2 separate regions of the Homo sapiens genome follow, and region 2 is linked to region 1. Evidence: chromatin loops called from intact Hi-C (ENCODE). Cell type or tissue: PC-9. All regions are shown on one strand. Links, peaks and the distances in the headings refer to the core of each region. The heading gives the core; the rest is flanking DNA. Region 1 has its middle 14 kb from the start of ITGB5. Region 2 overlaps KALRN (kalirin RhoGEF kinase).

Region 1 (2,920 bases), core at 218-2,717:
AATACATGAATCTTGAGGGTACCTAAACATTTAGACCACAGCACCTGATAAATACCTCCATCTGTCTAGATCAACTAAACCATTTTCTCCTCTGGCTACCCCAGTACTCTCAAGTAGAGTTGCCTCCTTCATGTCCCAACTGGTCCTGTAACCAGTTCCCCCAGAGAAGTGGTTGTATCCATGGTTCCTTCTAACCCAGCACAATGCCTGGCATAGAACAAGTATTAAATAATTGTGAAATGGGAGTGTAAAACAGGACTCTTGCAGCTCAACCTTGAAGAATATGATCATTATCTTGATTGTGGCACTGGTTTCACAAGTATACACATGTCAAACATTGTCCAATTGTACACTTTATAAATGTACACTTTGGTGTATGTCAATTATACCTTCACAAAGCTGGGTTTTTTTATTTTTATTTTTTAAGTGGGGAGTGAACTATTATGCAGAGCTGTCTCCAACCTTGAGGGCGGCACCTTCTAGGCACAGCCCTAAGACAGGACGAGAAAACGCACATGTCACACTGCTGGCTTGTCGCATTAGACCGAAGGTCCTCTGAGGTTGGCTTTGGGTGAAACAACAGGAATGGCCCGCTGCCCTGACAGCGGCAGGTCTTAGCTTCACATTGGGATCCCCTGAGGAGGTATAAAAGTTACTGATGCCTGGGTCCCATTCCAGAGCACATCAGTCTAGGGCAGACCTGAGTCTCAGGAGTATTTAAACTCTCACCTGCACGTTTTTTTGTTTTGTTTTGTTTTGTTTTTGTTTTTGACAGAGTCTCCCTCTGTCACCCAGGCTGGAGTGCAGTGGCACGATCATGGCTCATGGCAGGCTCTAACTCCGGCCTCAAGCCATTTTCCCCGCTCAGCCTCCTGAGTAGCTGGGATTCCAGGAGCCACCCGCCACGCCCTGCGCTCCCAGGTGCTTCTAATGTGCGGTGGAGTTTGAGAACCACTGTTTCAGGTCACTGCGTTGGCTAATGGTCCAACTCGAGGTCACATCACATCATTTCCCATTCCTTCCTCCAAGAGTCTAGAAGCCAAGAGTCACATTGTGGACAAGAAGCCCCAGTAAGCTCCAAGTCTCTCTATGGAGAAGGTGACCAGGCATCCAGATTGCATCAACACCAAAACCGTTTGAGGCTGAACTCTTTTGTGCCATTTTGCCCCCAAACCTACCCTGGCCTTCCGCCCCTTTCTGCGGCTGGGCAAATCTCGGGGCCGGTAGGTGGCGCTGTCTCCTATGGCTTGCAGAAAACTCAACTTCCGGCGGGGCGGAGCTTTTAAAAGGCTTTTTTGAAATCATTAACTTTCATTTTATTATTTCTTTTTATCGAGACAGAGTCTCACCCTGTCGCCCAGGCTGGAGTGCAGTGGCGAGATCTCGACTCACTACAACCTCTGCCTCCTGGGATCAAGCGATTCTCCTGCCTCAGCCTCCCGAATAGCTGGGATTACAGGTGAGCACCACCATGCCCGACTAATTTTGTATTTTTAGTAGAGACAGGGTTTCACCATGTTGGCCAAGCTGGTCTTGAACCCCTGACCTCAAGTCATCCTACCGCTTTGGCCTCGCAAAGTGCTGGGATTACAGGTGTGAGCCACCGCACCTGACCTTAAAACCATTAACTTTTAATGCACCATTTCTAAATTTCTCCTTGGACTTTTCCTTGGTTGGTCTCTTTATTCCTTGTTCTTGTGCTAGGGAGAAATGAATGTTACGCTGTTTGCTCTTGTTGAGATATTTGCATCATTTTTACTGAATCATTAGAGATCATATATTGTCCTCTTTATTGCTCTTATAATACATAACCATAAGCAATGTTAATGTCATATTAATGGTGCATAAAGTTTGGTACAATTGTTCAGAGAAATCAATGTTTTATTTAGCGGTGATTGTACAAAATTAAAAAGGAGATAAATCCATTTTCATTGAAAAATTCTTCAGTTAAATAAAAAACAAAATGCCACCCGTGGGAGGTGAGGTGAGCAAGATCTGTCTGGGTTTTCCCTGAGGGTTCTCCGAGAACTCCAGTTTGCCATTAATTGACAATCCACAGTGCAAAAAGCAAGGTTGGAGATTAGGTTGGGGAGAGCCCTGGAAAACATATGGGGGTGTTCTTCTCAGTCTCAGGGCTATGAAATGTGGTGCTTTTATTCAAAGACAGAAGCCTGGGGCAAACCATCAAAGGCCTCATAATTTCTGCAGGCCTGGTAACATTTTTCCTGAGCCCACAATCACGACATGTGGGCCAATAAGGAAATTCTCTGCTACTTCCAGGTGAGAGAGCCAGTTTGAAAATCAACAACAACAATAATATTTCATATATTATGAAGCACTCCCTATATGCCAGGCACAATTCTTGTGCCTCACACATATTAACCCCTTTAATTCTCACGATAATTATGAAGTAGGTACTGTTTTCATGCCTGTTCAATAGTAGGGGAAATAGAGGCAAGTAACTAGTCTGCAGTCACATATCTAGGAAGTGACACAGCCAGGATTTGAGCCAGGCAGTCCGACTCCATTGCCTACCTCTCTGTCATTTAATGTTAAAGTATTAACAGAGGTAATATATTTCAATAGTCAGTAGGAACAATGTGACATATATTTGAAGCTGAGAGTGTCCTGTATTTACCAGGACCTGGTGCCAGATGCAAATAGAGTGGTGGATGAAACACAGGCTTCATCGTCCTGGAGCTCTCAGGTTAATGGCCTTTATTACCAAAAGTGCAAAACTCTTTCTTTACTTATGTCATTGTTCAAATTTCATAAAGTATTCTCATATTCTCTCCAGTAAAGTAACTCATCTAAAACTACCTGCAACATGCCTGCTGCTGCTTTTTTTTTTTTTTTTTTTTTTTTTTTTTTGAGACAGGGTCTTGCTATGCTGGCGAGGCTGGAGTGCAGTGGCATGATC
Region 2 (2,920 bases), core at 322-2,821, 210 kb after region 1:
ATCCTCCAGCAAGGACCAAGAGCCTGGGCAAGGTCCACACTAATGTTTTTTTTCTAACTTTGACTCTGGACTACGGTCATAGAAGATTCCTCCCTCATTTTTTCTCTTTCTTCTTTGAAGCAAATCAGAGTACGAACTGGAGGAGAACACCCTTCTCACACAGTAGACTAATTACCGATATATTTGTCTGTGGCTCCCTATGGACTGCAGGGCCCATGAGGACAAGGACCATATTGTTTTATTTATTATTACTTTTTATTTATATTCTTAAATTTTTTATTTTCTCTTTTTTTGAATTCTAATGGGCCATATTGTTCGCTAGTATTGCCTCCAAGCTTAGCATGATACCTGGCACATATGTGCTCTGTTGATATTTGTCAAATCAATGAAAAGCTTAAGTGGTGGGATCCTAATTTTGGGGAGGAGAGCTGAGAAAATGTCCTGCCATGAACTTGCTCAGGAATCTAATCAGTCAGTCAATGTCTGAGATGTAGCCAATAGTGATCTTCCTCCTCTGCACTCTTCTAGGGGCTGTAGGTACCTCTAAGTCTCTGACCATGAACTGCTAAGTACCATAACGTCTTACTGAACTGTATTTGCCCTACCAGACTTGTGAACCTTTTGAAGGTAGTAACCCTTTCCCGTGTTTTATGCACCATCAGTCATAAATTTTTTTTGCTATGAACCATCAGTCATATTTTTTTTTGCTATGAGTCTTGCACATAGCAGAAAAATCAAATATTTGTTGAATGAAATTAACTGAAGTCACCCAATTAGTAGACTAGAAATTAGGCTTCCTGACCACCTTGTCTAGTGGTCATTGCTGGTGTGTGCAGGATCCTGAGGGCTTTATATAAGCTGCACATTTTTCTTGAAATATAATGTTTTCCTTCCTTAGAAACAGGTTGGAGTCAATGTAAAATGATAGATGGGAAGGAGGAGAGAGCTGGAATCCAAAATAGTGGTTGTGGGCTGGGTATGGTTGCTCACGCCTGTAATCCCAGTACTTTGGGAGGCTGAGGCAGGAGGATCACTTGAGCTTAGTTCAAGACCAGCCTGGGCAACATAATGAGACCTCATCTTTACTAAAAAATAAAAACAAATGAGCTAGGTGTGGTGGTGCACAGCTACTCGGGAAGCTGAGGTGGGAGGATTGCCTGAGTCCAGGAAGTTGAGGCTGTGGCAAGCCAAGAAAGTGCCACTGTACTGGGCAACTGTTGCCTGGGCAACAGAGTGAGACCCTGTTTCAAAAAAATAAAAAAAAGAAAACATAGACGAAATAGTGGTCGTGGAGGAAAGATGACATTGTTCACATAAAATGCACATGTTCTCTCTCTGTGAAACAGCACAAGAGAATGCTGGGCCAAGTCCGGGAGGACAGGGCTGGTGTAGACACCGTGGGAAAGAACTACAGGTTCCTAAAGCTGGTTTTATTTGACCAGCAGAGGGCAGCAGGTGGCAGCGCTTCCTCCCAGGCGAGAACAAGAACCACCACAATGTGATCCATCAGCAACTTAGTTTCCTTCTGGAGAGAAATCCAATAATTTTATCGTTTTTTCTTCAAAATGGCAGGGCAGTCAGGTAAGAGGAAAGAGTTACAGGTAATATTAACCAGCACTGACTACCATAAGCTGAGCTTTGAGGAAATCTTGGCGTCTATTTTCCTTGTCAGCCAATGTCTGACTGACTCTAAGACTTAAGAGTGAGGGTGAAATTCTGTCTAGAAAATGAGTTGTTAACTGACTCCAGAAGAAAAAGACCTCCACTCCCATTTTTCCCAAATTCCTTATCACAGTCACAAAACAGAGCTCAAAACTACGTATTGAGAACACTGAAGGAATAAAAACGCTCAAATAAACATAAACCAAATACCCTAAACCCAACTGACAGCTGCCCAGAATATATTTCTATATTTTTCCTTTTTCTATTCCTTTTACACTTGTTTCATATGAACCTGTATTCAGAGTAGGCAGGAAAGGAATTTTAGATGATGAGATCTAGCAATAAAATAAAGATATAAGAAAAACAATTTTTAAGAATTTAGGTATAATAGTAGGGTTTGAAGGTTTAACCCTTCGTGTTTTCAATCTGGCCAAACTGGACTCGAATTTCTAAAGTTTTAGAAAATATTCCTACCTCTGCTCTTTTTTTTTTTTTTTTTTGACAGGGTCTCACGCTGTTGCTCATGCTGGAGTGCAGTGGCATGATCACCACTCACTGCAGCTGCAAGTTCCTAGGCTCATGTGATCCTCCTGCCCCAGACTCCCTGAGGAGCTGCGACTACAGGTGAACACAGCCACATCCAACTAATTTTTTCTATTCTTTATAGAGATGGGGTCTCGCCATGTTGCCCAGCTGGTCTTGAACTCTGGGCCTCAAGTAATCCTCCCACCTGTGCCCGCCCAATGTGCTGGGATTACAGGTATGAGCCACCACACACAGCCTCCTCTGCTCATTTCTAAATGAGCATAAGACAAGCTGTAATTTTAAAAAATGTAAATGCAACATAATCCCAAGCAGCGATAGACTTGTCTCTTTCAACTAGTTCCTTACTCCCAAGTATTTTCGTTATCATTTAGTTCTAAGTGTTTTTCTTCAACTATGATTTTTTTCTTTTACCCAGTTGTAATGAGTATGTTTTTACATTTCCAAAGATGTGAGATTTTTAAAAAGGATATTTTTGTTGATGATTTCTAACTTAATTGCATTGTGCTTGGAGGACTTGGTCTGTATGATACTGATTCCTTGTTTTTTGTTGAGGTTTGCTTTGTAAGTAGCACACATGGTCAATTTTTGTAAAAAAATTCCATATGGTTTTCCAAAAAATGTATAATCATTAATTTGGGGGTACAGGTCTCTATATGTGTCCATGTGTCAAGTACATTGATTGTTTTATGGATATTTCTAGTCCAAATATCCC

Evidence for each region. A loop is a pair of places that touch in the nucleus more often than their neighbours do. Peaks named below come from ENCODE experiments on the same cell type or tissue, not always from the same donor. Only the 100,000 strongest peaks of a DNase experiment are listed, where the experiment ranks them.
Region 2: it touches region 1 in a loop (7-fold over the local background); 5 of 110 quality-filtered maps call a loop at or near these places.

The regions. Positions count from the first base shown.
Region 1 is chr3:124,899,805-124,902,724 of GRCh38, reverse strand. It overlaps a transcript of ITGB5 not described here. Among named protein-coding and RNA genes, the nearest start is that of ITGB5, 14 kb to the right of the region's middle. In PC-9, for the core only: a CTCF peak has its summit at 1,224 (motif pointing right); a DNase peak (open chromatin) is centred at 1,244; H3K4me3 peaks cover 1,551 bases.
Region 2 is chr3:124,687,553-124,690,472 of GRCh38, reverse strand. The region is part of intron 51 of KALRN (kalirin RhoGEF kinase); the gene reads right to left. Among named protein-coding and RNA genes, the nearest start is that of UMPS, 41 kb to the left of the region's middle. In PC-9, for the core only: CTCF peaks have their summits at 1,249 and 1,449 (motif pointing right); a DNase peak (open chromatin) is centred at 1,452.